Regions from separate parts of the Homo sapiens genome. Here region 1 is linked to region 2. A link is a loop called in an ENCODE intact Hi-C map of the cell type or tissue named here. Cell type or tissue: PC-9. All regions are shown on one strand. Links, peaks and the distances in the headings refer to the core of each region. The heading gives the core; the rest is flanking DNA. Region 1 overlaps FAM200B (family with sequence similarity 200 member B). Region 2 has its middle 34 kb from the start of FGFBP1.

Region 1 (10,982 bases), core at 2,095-10,094, 210 kb before region 2:
CTAGACCAATAACACAAAATAATAGTGTTTTAAAATGTACCCAGGATTTATTTTAATCAGATATGGTAAGATATGCAGATGTGAAAATGATTGTCATGAAAGAAGAAATTTTTATACTCATGGATCCCTAGAAACAGGAAGCATGGCACCTTACACCATGCAAGGGTGCCATACCTAGAAGCAGCAGGGTCAATGGGGAGAGGAAGTACAAGGAAACTGCAGGAAAGCCTTTATTTGGTTTTCTGAGGAAGGAATGGGCAAAACTGGATAAGCAGGCTTGAACAGGTTTAAAATTGGCTAGTTGAAATAATTTTGGCCGACTTCGGGCGTAGGGGATATCCCTAGTTGCCTGGTAGCTGGTCTGGAGTGATTAGGATAGGGCAATATTGGCCAGGAGTATAAGAACCCAAGATGTCTGTGTTGGGAGTTGGGGGATTCTGGATTGGTTAGTTTGCATAGGAATTAGCTAACCCTGGGAGAGGTAGTACCTCTCCAGTCATCAAGGACCCACCTAGATACCAAATGATTAACAATACAAAAATAAGAAAGTACAATTAATACAAACAGTCATAATAAAGATACAGTATTAACACAGTTAAGACGTGGAAATTTTAATAAATAAACACTACAGTAAATGTAGGACTGCACCCCTCCCAAAAAATTTGAGATAATTTGATGGAAAGGTGTGTAAGGAAGGGTTGAAACTACTGTTATGGTCATAAGACTGAAATATACTATGATCCAAGAGAGCAGTGCAGCACTACCAAGGCAGGCATGACCAAGATAGGTGCGGCCAAGCAAAAAGGAAGTATGTATGGTGAATAAGCTATACTCCTTCATGGCTTGCTGTATTCTGTTTTGTTAATATACTTTCCAAGTCCTGATGCCAACTTCTGGGTTTTACTGTCACTATTTTTCTATTTACTAATCTCAGTTGAAGTGGTTTGCCTTACAGAAATAGGCCTAAGCCAATATAAGATAGTGATAAAGAGAGCTATAGACTGTTTGCCTCACCATCTATGATCTTGGATATCATAAAGGCCCCCATAGCTGGCAGTAATACTACTTTGTACTGTGATGCTTTAATGTCTTATCTCTGGTCTTATTCCCAGGTCAAGGATGCATTCCAGGAAAGTTCTATAAAAATATACCATCAACTCCAACCTGATATTTGACCTAGCCATGGAAAACCTCATTGGCTCCTCACTGGATCAGACCATAAAAATGATCCAGGAATGAAAATCTAAGATAAATTCCCACCACTTCAAGATGTTCTTATACAAGTCAACAGTCTAGCAGATCAGCCAGTCTCTTTCATCATCAAGCAGACATACTCAAGGTACCAACACAGCAAAGGCACAAAATGTCTCTATATCAGTATTTTTCATGGTATATGTGAGACCCATTAGTGAGGCATGAAATCAATTCTGTGAGTCACAATGAACATTTGTCTAAAAAACAAAATAAAATGTAAAATACCAAAGTGTTTTGCATGAATCCTTTGCCTGAATTGTGCACATTGCAAGGAATGCTGAGGTCAATTTCAATATGCGAGAGGGGTATTTGATGGAGGAGATATGATGAATAGAATGTATATTGGCTAAGAAATGGTTTTCAGTCATTGATTCCTGGGTGTCTTGCTTGATTTTCATAATAGCACGGTTAATGTTCTATAGTCAAGTTTTATATTACAATTACTTGCAACTAGTTGTGAAGTCTGAAATATTCGATTCAATTGCAAACTTTGAGTGTAGTTTTTGAAAAGATGTTATTTAGACTGTATATTTTTTTCTTCTTTTTTGAGTTAGTGCCAATTATAACATTTTAATCAAACTGGAACAAATTGCTATTAAAATGGATCATTTCTTTATTAAAAGAAAGAGGAATAGTGAAGTGAAATATACAGAAGCATGTTCAAGTTCATCTGTTGAATCTGGAATTGTGAATAGTGACAATATTGAGAAAAATACTGACTCCAATCTGCAAACTTCAACTTCATTTGAGCCACATTTCAAAAAGAAAAAAGTAAGTGCAAGACGTTATAATGAAGATTACTTAAAATATGGCTTTATCAAATGTGAAAAACCCTTTGAAAATGACAGACCTCAGTGTGTTATTTGTAATAATATTCTTGCGAATGAAAGCTTAAAACCTTCGAAATTAAAAAGGCACTTAGAAACTCAGCATGCTGAACTTATTGATAAGCCTCTTGAATATTTTCAAAGAAAGAAAAAAGACATAAAGTTATCAACACAATTTCTTAGTTGTTCTACTGCTGTTAGTGAGAAAGCCTTATTATCATCATATTTAGTTGCATATCGTGTGGCAAAAGAGAAAATAGCTAACACAGCTGCTGAAAAAATTATTCTTCCAGCATGTTTGGATATGGTGCGTACAATATTTGATGATAAATCAGCTGATAAATTAAAAACTATACCTAATGATAACACAGTATCTCTTCGAATTTGTACTATTGCAGAACATTTAGAAACAATGCTTATTACTCGTTTACAGTCTGGTATAGATTTTGCAATCCAGCTTGATGAAAGCACTGATATTGGAAGCTGCACAACACTTTTAGTTTATGTCAGATATGCGTGGCAAGATGATTTTTTGGAGGATTTTTTGTGTTTTTTAAATTTAACCTCACACCTAAGTGGATTAGATATTTTTACAGAATTAGAAAGGCGCATAGTTGGCCAATATAAATTAAACTGGAAAAACTGTAAAGGAATTACAAGTGATGGCACAGCAACCATGACTGGAAAACATAGCAGAGTAATTAAAAAATTACTAGAAGTTACTAATAATGGTGCTGTGTGGAATCATTGTTTTATACATCGTGAAGGTTTAGCATCCAGAGAAATTCCACAGAATCTCATGGAGGTATTGAAAAATGCAGTGAAAGTTGTTAATTTTATTAAAGGAAGCTCATTGAATAGCCGGCTTCTTGAAACATTTTGTTCAGAGATTGGAACTAATCATACCCACTTACTATATCATACCAAAATTCGTTGGTTGTCTCAAGGGAAAATACTAAGCAGGGTTTATGAGCTCAGGAATGAGATTCACTTTTTTCTCATTGAAAAAAAATCTCATTTGGCAAGTATTTTTGAAGATGATACTTGGGTAACAAAATTGGCATATTTAACTGATATTTTTAGCATTCTTAATGAACTGAGTTTAAAACTACAGGGGAAAAACAGTGATGTATTCCAACATGTTGAACGTATCCAGGGATTTCGAAAGACATTATTGTTATGGCAAGTAAGACTTAAAAGTAATCGTCCTAGCTATTACATGTTTCCAAGATTTTTGCAGCATATTGAAGAGAATATTATTAATGAAAACATTTTGAAAGAAATAAAATTAGAGATATTGTTGCATCTCACTTCTCTGTCTCAAACTTTTAACCATTTCTTTCCAGAAGAAAAATTTGAAACATTAAGGGAAAACAGTTGGGTAAAAGATCCATTTGCTTTTCGACACCCTGAATCAATAATTGAGCTAAACTTGGTGCCTGAAGAAGAGAATGAATTATTGCAGCTTAGTTCTTCATATACATTGAAGAATGATTATGAAACCTTAAGTTTATCAGCATTTTGGATGAAGGTAAAGGAAGACTTTCCATTGTTAAGTAGAAAGAGTGTCCTGCTATTGCTACCATTCACAACAACTAGTTTGTGTGAACTAGGGTTTTCCATCTTAACGCAGTTAAAAACAAAGGAAAGAAATGGGCTGAATTGTGCAGCAGTTATGCGGGTAGCATTATCTTCCTGTGTTCCAGACTGGAATGAACTTATGAACAGGCAAGCACACCCATCATAGTAAATAAAAATCTTACCTAGCTTTTGTCTTTGTATTTCTTATTTTGTAGTATTTTTCTATGTTATATTTAAATGGTACTATAATACTGTGATACTTTTGTTATGTTTTAATTTTTGTTATATTTAATAAAATTATTTTATGTTCATTGAACAAAAATTTAATGAATTTCTGTTAGAGGCCAGGAACTATTCTAGAGACATTTGGGATACAAAAGTGAACAAAACAGGTAATTCCCTAGTAGAGTTTATATCCTGGCAAGGAGAAATTGACAATAAACCTAATAAATAAGGTTTATAATATTTAGAAGCTATTAAGTGCTATGGAAAGAGTAGTAAGAAGGAAGGTCAGGGAAGTACTGGGGAACCAAACCATGAAGGGTTCTGTAGACCATTATTGGGCCTCTGGCTTTTGTCAGTGGACTAGAGAACAGTTGAAGGGTTTAAGCGAAGGAGAGAAATGATCTGAGCTAGGTTTTAAAAGACACTCTGGTCACTATTTTAAATTCTTAGGGTAAGTCTGAATTAAATGTTACTTTCCCCTCACTGGGCATGGTGGCTCAGACCTGTAATCCCCGCACTTTGGCAGGCCATGGCAGAAGGCTCTGTTGAGCCCAGGAGTTCAAGACCATCCTGGGCAACATAGTGAGACCTTATTTCTACTAAAAATATTTTAAAAATAAGTCAGGTGTGGTGGTGCACACCTATAGTCCCAGCTACTCAGGAGGCTGTGGCAGGAGGGTCGCTTGACCTCAGGAGTTTGAAGTTGCAGTCATCTATGATTGCACCACTGCAGTCCAGCCTGAGCAACAGAGTGAAACCCTGTCTCGAGAAAATTAAATGTTACTTCCCTAAAAAAACCTTTTCTAACCACCCTAGGGTAAATCCTCCATTATTCCTTTATTTCTTTGTTTTCCTTGTAGTATATAATTTGTAATAATTTTGATTACTGATTGTCATTCTGCCACCCTGGAGTATATAATTTTTAATTATCTGATTACTGTTATTCTTCCATAGTAGGGGAGGTGATATCCATTTGCCTGATACATAGTATGTGTTCAATACACATTTGCTAAAGAATAAATGAATCAATAATACCTAACATCTCTAATTTGCAGTCATTCCCAAGAGTAATTATTAAATATGTGGCAAATTTCTTTGCCTTTTTACTTTTAAAAATCTAATTTTGACATAACTGCTGTAACCATCCAGAAACGGCATTGATGTTGCTTCACGTTGCTGATGCTTAAGCAATGTATATTGTGTAATATACAATGTAGTCTTCAAACTAATTTCAACTTCTGCCTTTCTGTGTACTCCCTTATCCCACTGGGTGATATTATTTGGCATGGTCATTGTCATTAAAATCATACAGGATAGTAATTCCTTTCCATCTGCTACCATGCCTAGCCTTATTTAATTTTTCAGATTTTCTGTTCTATTGAAGGTAATTGATTTTTTCTTTTTTTTTAATGCTTGAAATAAAGTGTTGAAAAACAATTCCCTGTGAATAGCTCATATTTCTGCACAGTCTGAATCCCGTTTGACCGTGTTCACATCCAAATTAAGAATGTGTAAAGGAAACATTCCAGGATAGTGACGCTAGAGATAGCACCTCCCCTAGAGACATCCCAGGGAAGTAAAGATAAAGCCTTCTCTTTTCTCACGCCAGGAGGGGAATTTGCCTACATTCCAGAAATAATGAGTAATCTCTCTGGAGAAGATAGGCAGACATGTCAGCAGCCCCATAAAAGCCTAGAGACTTAAAATTTGGGGCTCCTCTTCTGTAGTGCAACCCACTCCATGCAGAGGTAACACCTGGCCCTTACTGTATTACGTTATAGGAATTGGAGCATGGGGAACACATACAATGCTACTCTGGCTGCTGTTTTTGCTATGAATAAGAAATTGTGTCTCTGATCCAGAGGTTTGTGTGTTTCTGTGTGTCTCCTCTGTAAAATCTCTTTTACCATGTAAGGTAACATTCATGGGTTTCAGGCAGTAGGATGTAGACATCTTTGGGGAGGCCATTATTAAGCCTACTGTAGCACCCTCTGGTCCCCAAAGACTCATCCATCCCATGTGAAAAATACATTCACCCCTCCTAGGGTCCCCATAAATCTCAACCCATTATAGCATCAACTCAAGTCCAAATCTCATCTAAGTTTCATCAACTAAAAAGTCCCAAATCTCATATCTAAATTAGATATGGGTGCAGCTCTGAGTATAATCTACTCTGGGGCAAAATTTTTTATCTAAGGACCTATGAAACTAGAAAGCAAGTTCTGTGCTCTACAACAGTAGTGGGACAGAAATAGGGTAACATTCATAGATGTTCCCATTCAAAAAGGGAGAAAAAGCCAAAAAGAAGACACCAGCCAATTCCTTTCAAAGTCCCATGGACAAACTGCATTAGGTTACTAAGCCTGGGAATAGCTGTGGCTCCTGCACCTGCCCTCTGTACCTGGGGCTCCACCCTCAGAGCCATCTTTTTGGATGAGGAGTACCACATGTCTGCTACTAAATAGTTTTATTAGCCCATTTCCTGCTAGTAGAATTTAGGGAACTCGGTTGCCTTCTTTCATTTCAACCACTCTGTCCGTTTTAGTCCAATTTGACAGTGTTTCTATTGGTAAACAAAACATTGTGAGTCATAGGGATTCACTCCATTGAAAGAGGCTTCTCAACAGATGTTTCCTGAATAATCCTATCTCTAGTTGGGGCTTCTGCTGAGATTGGTTGAGGGGGTTTGTGAGTCACATGCCTCTTCAAAGAGCTCTGTGTATCTGAATACTGTAATCTTTTGTGCCTCCTAAGCAGTAGCAAAAGACTACCCACACTTACAAATAGTTAAGATAATAAATTTCATATTGTGTATATTTTACCACAATTTAAAATTCAAAAACTTTTTAAAAAAAGGATGTGCAGCCATATTGTTGGCTTTCTCGCCAGAGCATGTTTTCCTTACAGTGGATCTCTTAGCTTTGGCATCTTTTGCAATCTGGATAGGCTGAGAATTACTCAAATCATCAAATCATAGTTTCATTTTCTAACAGTTCTCTCAGTTTATCCCTTTTCTCTCTCATTTTTCTAAAAGTAACAAGAAAAATCCAAGTCAGACCTTCATCACTGCTTGGAAACTTCAACTATACAAGTTCATTGCTTAAAAGTTCTGTTTTCTTACAATTATAGGACACAATTCATCTAAGCTTTCTACCACTGTATAACAAGAACCCTCTTTCCTTTAGTTTCCAAAAATATGTTTCTCAATTTCTTGTGAGCCCTCACCAGCAGCACTTTTAACATCTATATTTCTACAGTTTATGGTGTGTTAAGATTTTCTCTAGTATGATACAGGTTTTCTCTACCATGCTGTTCACTTACTTCCAAGCCCTCATAACACCCGTATTTTTACTAACAGCCTATTCGAGCATATTTAGGCCTCTTCTATCATATTCCTAAGAATTCTTCCAGTCTCTCTACAGATTATCCAAATCCAAATTACTTCCATAATTTTAGTGTTTGTTACAGCAAAGTTGTCATAATTTGGGGCCAGAAAAATCTTTATCTTGATGACTGAACTCACCTATTCTCCAATCTTGCTTTTTCTTTGGGGTGCCTTCCTTGTGGACTCTGGTCAAGATTAAACAAGAATAATAGTCCTACTCCTGGTGATTCCCAAGTTCAACCTTACAAATGAAGGGGAAAAGGGGCAGAAAGAGTGATGGTTTCAGGTACCCTAATCTGTATTTGTTTCCTATTGCTGCTTTAGCAAATTGCCACATAGTGGCTTAAAGCAACATAAATTTATTCTTCTTTGGAGTCCAATGTATACTGGGCAAAAGTCGAGGTATCAGCAGGATTCATTCCATCTGGATTATTCAGGGAAGAATGTTTCCTTACCCTTCCAAGCTTCTGAAGTCTGCCTGCGTCCCCTGTCTTATGGCTCCTTCCTGCATCTTCAGAGCCAGCAGCATAATATCTTCAAGTATCTCTCTGCTTTTGCCATCACATTATTTTCTCTGTGTCTCTGATTTACCTGACTTCCTCCTGTAAGGACTCTTAAGATGACATTGGACTCATCCAGATCAGCCAGTATAATCTGCTCATCTCAAGATCCTTAATTTAATCACATCTGCAAAGGCCTTCTTACTATGTAAAGTAACGTATTCATAGGCTCCAGGGTTTAGGACATGGACATCTTTGCTGGCCTATTTTTCAGCCTTCCACAACGGACAATAAACACACAGAACATATTAGATAAGCATTCAAAACCATCAATGAGAGCACACTATGAAACACTATTCTAAGGCCTTTAAATGCATAATCTCTCTTCATTCTCTGGCAATCAAGAATTTTGGCCAAGAAAAGAAACACAGTTTTCAATAAGGAAGCTCAGAAATTATTGATAACTCATAATGATCAAGAGAACAAAGTGAAAATGCCTTAGCATTGTGCTCAATGGTTTTAAGATATGACCCTAACTTTCCTGTCCAATCTCCATCTGCAACCTGTTTACCAATCAAACTAAATTTTCAACTGTTTTCAGAAGCTCCATGGTTTTTCCTTTTCTGCCTTTGCTCAGGCAATTCGTTCCATCTGAAATCTCTTTTCCGCCAACTGTGTATATCAGCATACTACTATTTCTTCTAGAAATTTATGTAAGTGGAGTAATAAAGTTTGTGTTCTTTTACATCTAGCTTCTTTCATTCAGCATATTTTTAAAAGATTTGTCATTTTTTTGTATTGCTAAATAATACTCTATTATATGATGATGTTACAAGTTATTAATATATTGTTGTTGGACATTTGCATTGTTTACTGTTTTGAGTTACGAATTAAGCTTCTACAAACATGGGCACAAATCTTTGCATAGATGTATTTTCATTTTTCCTTTGGTAAATACCTAGGAATGGAATATCTTCTTTGGTGAGGCATTTGTTTAACTATTTTGCCAATTTTAAGATGTGGTTGTTTTTCTTATTTTTGAGTTTGTTGGATATAAAAAGCTCGAGGAATAAATGCTCGGTGCCGTGAAGTAAAACCAGCAGTCAGGCAAAAGTTTAATCCTGTCAGCAAGGCAATTGACTTCTGCAGAAGGGTGCCACTTGCATCAACTAAGATCGCAAGAGCACAGAGAACAAAGGAGACTGGGGGGTTTTTATATCCTTAACGCAATTCCTACTTCTGTGTCCCTCCCCCATGGGTAGGGTCAGACTGCACAATCTGAGCTGACCCTATTGGCTACTTGTACATATTTTTCTAAATATAAAAGGGGAGGGGGACGTGAGCTACAGAGGTGGAGCATGTGAGACGTGCAGTTTCAGGGACACAATGGGTGCAGGTAACCAAGGGAATAGATGTGAGTTATTGATTAGGGATGACAGAAAAGGGGTAGGCTGTTTTACAGTAACTAGGGACAAGGAGGAACAGGAAAGTTGAGTTTGAGAACAAAAGACAAGGAAGTTAGCAGGCTACATTTTTGAAGAGAAACTCAGAGAAATTCATTGTATCTTACAACTCCTCCCTTTTAAATTTTCTTATGATTTTTCTCTTCAAACTCTTTAACATGTCTTGGCTTTGCCGTTTGTTTTGATCTTCTAAAAGGAAAAGCTTACTTGAATAAGGTGGAGGAGAACTAAGGGAGGCTTTAGTAAGTGCTGTTTGTACAATCTTTTGTATTTGCCTATGGATGCATGGTATGACACATCACCTAACGAGTTCGTCTAGTACGATTGCAAGAGAAATAAGAATTGAGGCTATGTTTCCTTTATATTTACCAAACCACTTTCCTAGCCATTCTGAAATAGGGTCATTGACTTCAGAATTTTTAGTTAATGCATTGGATAAAGCAGTAAATCCCTGCAAGGCCTTTGTTATGCTTCCATTGGGAGCAGTGTTGTTTGGGATGAAGGTGCAATATTGGGTTTTAATTATAACACAAACCCTACCTTTTTTGGCTAATAACATGTCTAGAGCTATTCTGTTTTCCCAAGTCATTTGGCTAGTAGGCCTTAATTGGTCAGCTATTCCTTTGATAGCATCCTTGGTGTAATTAATAAACTGTTGCTGATTATAATAGATGTAATTTATCCAAGCCACATTTTTATTAATAGTTACCTGTGGAAATATGGATTTAAATTCTGCAGCTATTTGGTCATGGACTTTGAATCTGTTAGGCACTTCTTGTGGGACTCCAATGACGTCTATGTTAACTTGAGAGTCAAAAGATCCATAAGAGGCTTTTCTTCTTCTTTTTTTTTTTTTGGCGGGGGAGGTGTTGTGGTTTTTCTTTTTCTGGTTGATGAAATGTCAGGGTGAAAGGGATAGCCAATTAGACAAGAGTGTAAGTACCACTCCAGTTACCTGGCAGAGTGTCCAGTAAGTGTTCACCACAATACCACCATACATCTGTTTGAGGATGACTAAGGGCAGACTGATGAGTAAGCTCCTGGAAAGGCTTAAGCTCACGGCATCCCATTAAGCTTCCAAGGAATGCCAAATTCTCCCCCTGTGGTGACAGACACAAGGTGAAATTGACGGGAAAAGGAAGCTGAGTGGTCCTCGGGGGCTGACTCGCAGGGTGTTGGACTTCGGGATATAGCAGAGAGAGAGCCTGGCATGATTTGTTGCCCCAAGCCGTAGAATCCTGGAAGAGAGCTACCATGCAGCCCATGCCCGGTCGACTGGGAGACCATCCGAGTGGAAAGGGGACTCTCTGGGCCTCCAGCCGGCCATGCACACAAGCATAACAACTGCTTTTATTTAATGTACTTGGGAGGTGAGCATGCACAATGTGTTTAGGAAGCTGTATGCATGCCATCTGAGGCTTTCTTCCATTTTCCAGGGGAGTGCCCCTGGAAGGTCATACTCCACCATTTTGTCTCTTAATGTACATGCCCTGGAAGTTGCTTTTCCCTGGTCTCTGCATTCAATTAACCGTTTAGTGCCGCAGGTGTGGACCATAAGGAAATGGCCTCTCCCTGGTGTCAGCTGCCAATTTATCACTTTTAAAGAGGCAATGTAATAAGTGCCAAACCAACACCCGACATTCCTAGTGGGTGGGGGAAGAGCCCTCTCCTGCTGCACTCATGCCTGTCTAACTACATGTAACACACAGAACTTTTTCTTTTTTTTTTTTAAGCTCATCAGCTAATG
Region 2 (10,982 bases), core at 2,091-10,090:
TTGACCTCCTGGGCTCAAATGATGCTCTTGCCTCAGCCTCTTGAGTAGCTGGGGCCATAGTTGTGTGCCACCACAACCAGTTAAGTTTTTATTTTTTATTTTGTAGAGACTAGGTCTTGCTCTGTTGCCCAGGCTGGTCTCAAATTCCCAGGCTCTAGTGATTCTCCTGCCTCAACCTCCCAAAGTGTTGGGATTCCAGTAGTGAGCCATTGCATCTTCCCAGTGTCCACTTCTTAATTCAGTCTTTGCTCTCAGTCTGAGAACAGGTACCAGCATGTTTGCACACTTGGTTGATCTGGGCATGCTCAGGTTATCTGACATTTAAGCCGGGGGGCCATGGCAACTGAAAAACAATTCACAACTTTGTTACATAAAAGTTGAACCAGATTAGAAGAGATACTTAATGTGTATTTGACAAGTATGTGCCTAGAAGGATACATAAATGAATGAAGACATGAATGAAAGCCATAGCAAAATCCAACACACAAGGATCAACCCATCTATAGTATCTCCAAGACAGATGATTCAGGGTCCATTCTTCTGTCTTCAAACTCTCCACTAGCTCAGGTCTCCAAGTCTTGCTATGAATGTCTTAAAATATAAGCAAAATAGAAAGATTGTACAATGAACTCCCAGAAACCCTTCAGTCCAGTTACACAGGAGTCAACATTTTGCCATCTATACTTATTTCTTTCTCTTTCTTTACTGTCTATTTCTCCTTCTTCATTCATTTTCTTCCTTCTTCCCTTCCTTCTTTTTTTCCAGTAAGCTGCAGACACTATGATACCTTGCCCCTAACTGTTCCAGCAAGTATTTCCCAGGAATAATAATATTCTTCTACTAACCACATTATCATAACTAAGAATATTAATAATAATTCTATGATATAATCTACTATAAGGACTATATTCAAATTTCTCCATTTGCCTCAAGAATGTATTTTATAGGCTGCTTTATTAGGATCTAATCAAGTATCATATATTACTTTTGGTTATGTTTCCTTTGTCTGTTTTCACCCAAAGCAGTCCCTTTTGGATTTTTTATGCTTAACATTGCCTTGTGAATAATCTAGCCAATCTATAAAGCCAAACTAAGAATTAGCTGATTCAATAACATACTAAATCTTAGTTTGCCTGGTTGCTGGTTGCTTCCTTCTTTTTTCTCTTTTTCTCTTTCTTTTTCTTTTTTTTTTTTTTTTTTTAGACAGGATTTTCTTCTGTGGCCCAGGCTGGAGAGCAATGGCATGATCTCAGCTCACTGCAACCTCCACTTCCTGGGCTCAAGAGATCTTCCTGCCTCAGCCTCCCGAGTAGCTGGGATTACAGGCATGCACCACCACACCCAGCTAATTTTCCATATTTTTTGTAGCAATGGGCTTTCGCCATGTTGCCCAGACTGGTCTTGAACTCCCGGACTCAAGCAATCCATCCACACTGGCATTCCAAAGTGCTGGAATTACAGGTGTGAGCCACCATACCTAGCCCTGGTTATTTCTTTCTAATATCATTTAAATCATTCCTTTAGTCGCTGTATTTCTTGTAATCTTAGATTCACATTGAACACTTTTGCCCAAAATATTTATATATTAGCTTCCCATTACCACTGTAACATAGTATCACAAATTTAGTGGCCCAGAACAAGACAAATTTATCATCTCACACAAATTTATTCTGATTGGGTCCTCAATCCTGCCATGCAGTGTCTGCTGCTTCTTCCTTCTTCTCCTCCTTCTTCTCTTCTTCTTCCTCTCCTTCTCCTTCTCCTTCTTCTGCTGCTGCTAATGCTTCCTCTTCCATTTCCACTTCCACTTCCACTTCTTCTTCTCTTCTGCTTCTGCTTCTTCTTCTTTTTTTAGAGACAGGGTTTTGTCCTGTCGCCCAGGCTGGAGTACAGTACTGGAAATATGGCTTGCTGCAGCCTTAACCTCCTGGGGTCAAGCCAATCTTCCTGCCTCAGCCTCCTGAGTACTTAGAAGCCCTACACAGGTCTCAGCGGACGAAAATCAACATGTCGGCAGGGCTATGTTCTTTTCTAGGAGTTTCAGGGTACAATCTGTTTCCTTGAGTTTTTTATCTTTTAAAGGCCACCCACATTCCTTGGCTGTAGCCCCATCTTCCATCTTTAAAGCCAGCACCATCATCTCTTTTTGTCCATACACATTTCTCTCTGACTACAGCTAGGAAAGGGTCTTCTCTTTTAGGGGTTCATGTAATTAGATTGAGCCCAACTAGATATTCAAGATGCCATCCCCATCTCAAGTCCCTTACCTTGATATGGAAATTTTCTTTGGTCGTGGAAGATAACATATATGTAGGTTCCAGGAATTAGAACATGGACACCCTTGTTGGGGACTGAACAGTATTCTGCCTCCAGCTTCATAGGGGATACTTTTTATGTCATCTTGCTGAGAAGTCCATTAGGAAACTGTCATCTTTTAGTGAGGCCAAATTCAGGGCATTTAAGTGTAAATTGGAGAGGGAGGCAGTTAACCAAGCTGTGGGTCTCAGAACTACCTCAAAGTGGCAGGGAGGGGATTTTAAAAATGTAGCTGTCAGAGCCTCATAACAGAGATTCTAATTCATTAGGTCAGGCCTGGCAGCTGCCATATTTGCCATCCAGAAGTGGGTGATTCACACCTGCACAAGCCTGGAGCCCATCCCTGAACAACCAGGCACCTGTAGTCCCAGCTACTAGGGAGAGATAACAGGTGGAGGCTCATTTTCTTGATCCCCTTCTGAAGTTGGCCTCTCAGGGACACCTCGCTGGTGGAGTCTTTTCCCAATTTGTCAAAAGTCATCAGCAAGAATGAAAGCACAGATGACAGTCAAAGCGAATGAATTTTCTAAGGGAAGTGGTTACTGACAGATTTCCTTTCTCAGGGTTGGTGGATTTACTCATCTTGGTCAAAGGCAAGGAAAAGGTGGGTAGCAACATCTATTTGCCAACTTTTATGGCAATATTTAGTATTTAAATTATATGGATAGATTTTGTTAACAATTTTTTAAATTAAAACGGCAATACATGAACGTTAAAATTTTTTAATGCAGATGTGTATAAAGTAAAAAGACTTTCCCCCCAGTTATCCTCTTTTAAACAGCTACTGTTATATTTCTTTCTAGTAATATATTGTGTATATAACAAACATACTTATATAGACATGTCCATATTTTTCTTATACAATTGAGAACATCTTGCACACACACTGTTCTGTATTTTGCCTTTTCCCCTTGGGCCTGATTTTATATCAGCCCAAAATATCTTCTGCATCCCTTTTCACAATTGCAAACCTTAGATGGATATCTACGATTTATCTTGCCACTTCCCAACTAATGTTCTTTTAGGTTGTTTCCAGCTTTCGCTATTACAAACACTACTGCAATAACTAATGTTGCATACATGTCACTTACCACATGTATTTTAGGGCAATATCCAGAAATGGATCTTCTGAGTTAAAGGGTTGGCTTATTTAAAAGTTTGAATAGATATTACCAAACTTCTTTCTAAAGAGATTGTGGTAATCATACTACTACTAACAGAGTCGGAGAGTGCCTGTTTCAAAACATCCTCTTTTGTGCCCACACTTAAGCAATAAGAGTCTCAAACTGGAGTCTGTTGCTATTTTTTTTTTCTTTTGAGACAGAATCTCTTTTGTCACCCAGGCTGGAATGCAGTGGCAATCTCAGCTCACTGCAACCTCTGCCTCCTGCATTCAAGTGATTTTCCTGCCTCAGCTTCCCAAGTGGCTGGGATTACAGGTGTGCACCACCACACCTGGCTAATTTTTTTTTCTGTATTTTTAGTAGAGATAGGGTTTCACCACGTTGGCCAGGCTGGTCACAAACTCCTGATCTCAAGTGATCTGCCCACCTTGGCCTCCCAAAGTGCTGGGATTATAGGTGTGAGCCACAGCACCCAGCCTGGAGTCTGTTTTTATAGGTGCCCCTTGTCCAGGGCTCAAGCTTTGTGAGTATAGGGGAAAGAGCACTGGTCTAAAAATCAGAGCTTCTATGTCCTGGTCATGGCTCTCTAATTCCCTAAAAGACTGAGCAAGTTATTTCCACTCTCTGGTACTCCAGTTTCTCATCTGATGAAAAGAGCTTTGACCTAGAGAAATGCTGAATGATTCCAAATCTGTGGTTCCCATCTGATGTGGCAATTGCCAATCACCACAATGTATAAAAGAAGCTCAATCAATGTCTCATTATGAGCCAACCTCCACGTTTAAGTGCCCTGTGAGATGCCAAAGATGAAGTGTAAGAATTGATCTTTTAAGAAAGATAGCTGGCAAACTTCAAGGAATTGGTGAACCACAAATGACTGCAGATAATCAAGTGTCCAGTTGGATGGCATACACTATAGGGACTGAGATTGTTCATGGGAATGAGGCCTGGGTGTAACCAGAGGATTCACGCAGAAAGATGTCATTTTTCTAAGATTTTACAGATAAGTGGAAATTGACCCAGCAGTGGTGGTAGAAAGGAAGCTGTGGTCACAGTGGGCCACAGAAGTCAGGGCATGGAGGTGTGCAAGTCCAATCAACATGATGAAACAAGGTGCTGGAGTGTGGGAAAGCCTCTTGATATGGTTTGGCTGTGTCCCTACCCAAATCTCAACTTGAATTGTAGCTCCCATAATCCCCACGTGTTGTGGGAGGGACTCACTGGGAGGTTATTGAATCAAGGAGGCAGGTTTTCCCATGCTGTTTGTATGATAGTGAATAAGTCTCACTAGACCTGATGGATTTATAAAGGGCAGTTCCCCTGCACACGTTCTCTTGACTGTCACCATGTAAAATGTGCCGTTCCTCCTCCTTCGCCTTCCGCCATGATTGTGAAGCCTCCTCAGTCATGCAGATGTATGAGTCCATTAAACCTCTTTTTCTTTATAAATTACCCAGTCTCAGGCATTTCTTCATAGCTGTATGAAAATGGACTAAAACAACCCACACCAAATATGGTCGTGCCTTATCACTTGTTTGCCCAATTGCTGAGAAACAACAGTGAACTCCTAATCTCCACCACCAACGTTCCTTCTACAACATTTCCTGTCTCAGGTGATGCCAACTCCATTCTTTGAATTTGGTTAGACCTTCAGACAATTTTTGGCTGCTCTTATTCATAACCCATGCCAGTCCATCTCCAAATCCTATTGAAACCAGCTTCAAATATATCCATAATCCAAGTTTTCTCTCCACCTTCACTGCTCCCACCTTGGTCCATGCTACAGTGGTCTCTCAGCTGGATTGCTGGGACTACCTCTTACCTGGTCTTCTATCTCACCCATGACACCCTGTATGCTATTCTCAGCATACCAGTAGAGTAACCTGTTTGAGATAAAAGTCCAATAATGTCACTCCTCCTATAGCCTCACATGCCACCCAGAGTGAAAGTCGGTCTTCATAATGACATACAAGATCCTATGGGTCATGACCTGACCCTGACCCCCACCCAAACATTAGATCCTTCCATTCTTTCCCCCTCACTCTTCCCTGTCTCTCCAACCCTATTAGCCTCCTTGTTGCTCCAGACACGCTCCAGCCTCAGAATTACGGCATTAGCCATTCCCTCCACAGGGAAAACTCTTTCCCAAGATATCAGCAAGCTCACACCCTGGCTGTCTTCTCAATGAATTGTACCATGAAAACCCTATTTAAAATGGCAATCTGCTTTCGCCTCCCCTCCATTCTCAATTCCCCATAATGCTCTGCTTTCTCTCATAGCACTTACTTTGCTATATAATTAAATGATTTTCTTACATTTATTGTTCATTGCCGGTCTTCCGCTTTCCACCAGGATTTTTGCCTGATTGTTGCACTGCCTGGCTCCACGTTTGTTGAATGAAAGAGTAAATGAATCATGGAATATTCTGATGGCGGGCTATGGAGACAGAGTGAGTTGGACAGTCACCACTAAATAGATATTTTCCCTCATCCTGTTTTCATGTTCTCTGCCCAGGAAACTGGTGTGTTCTAGTCTGAGTCTCTGTTGAATGCCAACTGATCCCGTAGGGATTAAGAGGGATACACATGCAGAGCAGTCACATCCAGGGCTTTGCTTTCCGGCTGCCCCTACTCGTTGTGTAAACCACCCTCCCTGGACCTCAGTTTTCTTATCTGCAAATTGGGGGCAATGATGCAAACTTCCCAGAGAAGATTAAACAAGATAACGGTTCAAAAGCATTTTAGCAGGATGCCTGCCATTTTATAAGCGCTTAATAGGTCTTAACAAATTATTAGTATTTAAGGGAGGCTTTATATCTTCCTCTAGAATGTGCATCCCGGAGGGGGTACTCCGAGTCAGATGAAGCTTCTTGCTTTAAGGGCACTCATGGTGTAACTGGATGGGGGTGGCCTGGCAGCCACACCTTTGGGACCATGACACCCCCCTTCCACTGTCTTCACATCGAACCAGCTGATCTTGCCTAGTCCTCATTTCCTATCCCATGTGATGACTTTTGCCAGTGACGCGGAAAAAGCCAGTTTAGGTCTTAGGGAAAATAAATAAAATTTTAAAAAGCTAGTCTAAGCCCAGCTCTTGCTTTTTTGTTTTGTTTTTTAAAACCAGCTCGGAGCGGGCTGGAGCAGGGGAGGAGGTGGGGCCGGGGAGCGCGCCCCGAGCCCGCCAGCTCGCTGGGGCAAGTGCAAGCCGGGTGCCTGCCGAGGGCGGCGGCCCCGCGGATTGGCCTCGCGCGTATGGGGCGACATCAGGCGGCGGGCGGGCCCGGGCGGGGCTGGCCTCTGGCCTGGGGCGCCACTGCTCTGCTGGGTGCGTCCTGCCCCTGCCCGAGTTCCCTTTTTCTCCAGGTGTGATTAGGCAAGCTTGCGAGCACCCAGCTGCTGGCTGCCAAGTGGGTGACTCACTCTGCCAGGTGGGTGGGGTGAGAAAGTGAATTTGGAAAGAATGAGAAAGGTTTCCTGACGCAGAGATGGCCACTTTCAAAGGAGCTTCCGCTTCCCCTCCATACAAAGGGCCATGTATTGACCCATCTGCTAAGTACCGGGCACTGTGTGGCGTGCTTATGCGCTCTGGCTCATTGCACCCTCTCAGCAAGCCCGACAGTAGAGGCTGCTTTAAATTCCTACTTTATAGGTAAGGAGAAGGGGGGCGCAGAGAGATAAGAACTGTCCCCTTGCTGCAGTCAGGCTTCCAGCCTCAGCCCCTTGCCTTGAAAAGGACTGAACCAATCCCATCCTCTTTTTTCTTTTTTTAAAGGAATGTAAGTTGCCATGAATAAGCATCTTCTTATTTATCCCAGATTTTCTTGGGGACTTAAAACTAATATTTCGCATTATAGGTGGTGACAAGGAGCCCACACAGACCTCAACTTCCACCAGCCTGAAAATGATGCTCCCAATTCTGCCCTTCAAACCTGTTTGTCTTGGATTTCTTATTTGTTTTTATTTTATTTCATTATTTTATTTAATGTTTTGAGACAAAGGTCACTCTGTTGCCCAGGCTGGAATGCAGGGGCGCCATTATAGCTCACTGTAGCCTCTATCACCCCAGCTCAAGTGATCCTTCTACCTCAGCCTCCTGAGGAGCTGGGTCTATAGGTGCATGCCACCACACCTGGCTAATTTTTTAATTATTTGTAGAGATGAAGTCTCATTACGTTGCCCAGGCTGATCTTGAACTCCTGAGCTCAAGCAATCCTCCTGCCTGGGCCTTCTAATGTGCTGGGATTACAGGCATGAGCCACGGCGCTTGGCCTTGAATTTCTAATGTCACTGAATCACTGAATCAGAAATTTAGAAAGGGGTCCAAACTGCCCACTGCCTCTGGACTGTTCTCCTGGCAGCCTAGGAAGTGTAGGCTCTTCCTGCCTGTAGCTCCAACCAGGCCAGGCCAGCCTAGTCCCCTCCAGATTGTTCTGGATATAGGAGGTGACCCTGCATCTTGACTGCCTGCCTCAGAGGTCTCAAAAATTTTGCCCTCAGGACCCCTTTATGATCTGAAAAATTATTGAGAACTCCAAAAAGCTTCTGTTTCTGTGAGTTATGGCTGTTAATAGTTACTGTATTAGAAATTAAAACTGAGAAAATAAAAAACCATTATTTTAAAACAATAGTAAACCCATGACATGTTCACAGAAACAGTTTTATAAAAAATAACTGTATTTTCCAAAACCAAACATAACTAGAATAGTGACATTGGTTCACATTTTTGCAAATCTCTTTAGTGTCTGCTTTAATGAAAGCCAGCTGGCTTTTTCTGCTTCTGCATCCAATCTGTCATGATACCACTGTAGCTTCTGGAAAACTCCACTAGTGGCCCTGGAGGGAGAGAGCGTGAAAGAGGCAAATAATATCTTAGTATATTAGGACAATAGTTGTGACTTTAGAAACCCCTGTAAGGGTCTGAGACTTTTGGGAAGTCTCCAGACCAAGTCTTGGACTGCTTGATTTTCATTTCCAATTCATATTCTGCCAAACATTACTGCTTTGTGCTCACTCATCTAAATAAAGCTTGTAAGGGTCCTGGACATCAAACAGTAAAATAGGTAACTCCCTAAACCAAATAAAATGGAGCCATTTGAAAAATATTTTCTTCTTATTTCAATTCAGTATCTTCCTAACTACAATAAAATCAGAAAATTGTGAATACCTATGAGCTTGTATACCCAAAGACACTCATCAGTACCAATGTGAGTATATGAAACTGACAATATACCAGGGCAAGAGAGTCCCTGCCTATGGTAGGCAGAAAAATTCCCCTGCCTCCAAGATGCTCACATCTGAATTTCTGGAACCTGTGAATATGTTGCCTTACACAGCAAAAGGGAATTAGTAGTTATGTCAACATTAAGAATCTTAAAATGGAGTGAGCATCCTGGGTTATCCAGGTGGGCCCAGTAATAGTCATGTTTATCATTAAAAGAAAGGAGACCCTTTCTCACCTGTGGTCAGAGGGAAATATGACTATGGAAGGAAGGGTGGTCAGAGAGATGCAATGATGCTGGCTTTGGGGATTCAAGAAGGAACCACAAGCCAAGGAATGTGAATGCCCTCTAGAAGATGCATCAGGCGAATTAGTGGATTGTTCCCTGGAGCCTCCAGAAAGGAATGCACCTTGCCAACACCTTGATTTTAGCCCCGTGAGAACTTGTTGGCCTTCTGACTTCCAGAACTGTAAGATAATACATTTCTGTTGTTTTAAGCCATTACGTTTGAGTTAATTTGTTACATCAGCCATAGGAAACTAACACACTGCTTCTGCCTTCTCTTTCCTCCACTAGAATTTGGGGTGTCCCAGGCTGTGCAGGGCAGGCCAACAGAGAAGTCCAGGGGGGCTAACGGAAATGAGGAGTTCAAGTATACAGCCTCTCTAATCAATGAGCTGAGACCCCTGTCTATTGTCCTTAAACAAGGCTACATCAAGGTCTGGGTATCCCCAGACGATACCCATTACCCTATACCTAGGAAGAGGAAAGTGTACATTGACACGTCGGAAGCTCTTGCTCAAAACCTGTTTGGAGAGTGCTGGCTTGCTTTCTTATGAAGTGTATTAGTCTGTTCTCCTATGGCTATAAAGAAATACCTGAGACTGGGTAATTTATAAATAAAAGATGTTTAATTGACTCACAGTTCCTCAGGCTGTACAGGAAACATGATGCTGGCATCTGTGTGGCTTCTGGGGAGACCTCAGGAAACTTACAATTATGGCAGAAGATAAAGAGTGAGCAGGCATGTCACAAGACCAGAGCAGGAGCAAAAGAGTGAGGGAGGAGGTGACACACTTTTAAACAACCAGATCTCACAAGCACTCACTCACTATCTCGAGGACAATACCAAGGCGGTGGTGCTAAGTCATTCATAAGAAATCCGCCCCATCATCCAATCACCTCCCACCAGGCCCCACCTCCAACACTGGGGATTACATTTCAATATGAGATTTGGGCAGAGACCCTCGATGTCTTAAGTGAAATAAGAGAATAATGATTGTGTTATATTGTGGACAGACATGTTCTGCCTGGGGAAAGAAATAACAGGACAATCCACTTTCTTCCTGATTGTCACCACATGAAATAGTTACCTGGTTGATCCCACAGAGCTTGGCCATGGACCATACACAAAATATGACTTCCTGATAGCTCGGGGCCCAGGACTTTTCCAAACTTCCAAGAACACCACTCTCAGTGGAAGGCTCGAAGCAGTGCAGGTAAGAGTTGAACATTACTTGGCAATGTATTTGATGGGCAAGAAAGGCACGCTAGGTGTCTGCTTAGGTATCCTGAAATTTCTGAAGTTTATTTTTTAATTTAAAAAAAATTTTTTTTTAGAGAGGGTGTCACTAGGTCACCTAGGCTGGAACACAGTGGCATGATCTTCGCTCACTGCAGCCTCAGCGTGACCTCAGGTGATCCTCTCGTCTTAGCCTCCCAAGTAGCTGGAACTACAGGCATAGGCCACCACACCCAGCTAATTTTTTGTGATTTTTGTATATACAGGATTTTGCCATGTTGCCAAGGCTGGTCTCAAACTTCTGCACTCAAGCATTCTACCTGACTCAGCCTCCTAAAGTGAGTTTCTAAAGCTTTACAATGAAAAAAAAAATCAAAGTCCTGGCTTGCCAAGTGAGGGGAGCCATCTCTACTTTGATGGACACTGAGACATCAGAGAGGTAGCACCTCCCCACCCGGAGGTCCCAGTCAAGGAGACCTGCCTGTCACAATGAAGCCTAAGAAATAAAAATTAAATTCTAAGCCCCCACAACTGACTGAATGAACCATCTCTTGGGCAAGGAGACCCCAACCTTGAAAACTGAGTTCTCAGGTATGACAGTATAGGAGGTTGAACACACCACCTTATACCTCCTTCCTCATAAGCCACCATGAGCCTTTCTTCCCTAAGGGCTAAACAGAAACCAGCCCTTTCAAAAGACCTCACCACTACTGTCAACTAACTGCCTGATGCTGCTCCTCCTTTTTTGCCTAATAAGAGACTACTGACCAGGGAGTGGTTCCAACCAGTCTAATGGGAGAAT

Evidence for each region. Hi-C counts contacts between places; a loop is a spot of excess contacts. Peaks named below come from ENCODE experiments on the same cell type or tissue, not always from the same donor. Only the 100,000 strongest peaks of a DNase experiment are listed, where the experiment ranks them.
Region 1: it touches region 2 in a loop (8-fold over the local background); 2 of 110 quality-filtered maps call a loop at or near these places.

The regions. Positions count from the first base shown.
Region 1 is chr4:15,685,124-15,696,105 of GRCh38, forward strand. It overlaps FAM200B (family with sequence similarity 200 member B), which reads left to right. Exons shown (of 2, transcript NM_001145191.2): 2 at 1,113-5,324. The coding sequence starts at 1,855. The coding sequence ends at 3,828. Among named protein-coding and RNA genes, the nearest start is that of FAM200B, 8.8 kb to the left of the region's middle. RefSeq lists an enhancer at 10,012-10,608. In PC-9, for the core only: no CTCF peak of the experiment used is centred there; DNase peaks (open chromatin) are centred at 5,458 and 9,468; H3K27ac peaks cover 4,035 bases.
Region 2 is chr4:15,899,401-15,910,382 of GRCh38, forward strand. No RefSeq gene overlaps it. Among named protein-coding and RNA genes, the nearest start is that of FGFBP1, 34 kb to the right of the region's middle. RefSeq lists a silencer at 10,192-10,352. In PC-9, for the core only: no CTCF peak of the experiment used is centred there; a DNase peak (open chromatin) is centred at 6,861; H3K4me3 peaks cover 1,095 bases; H3K27ac peaks cover 4,172 bases.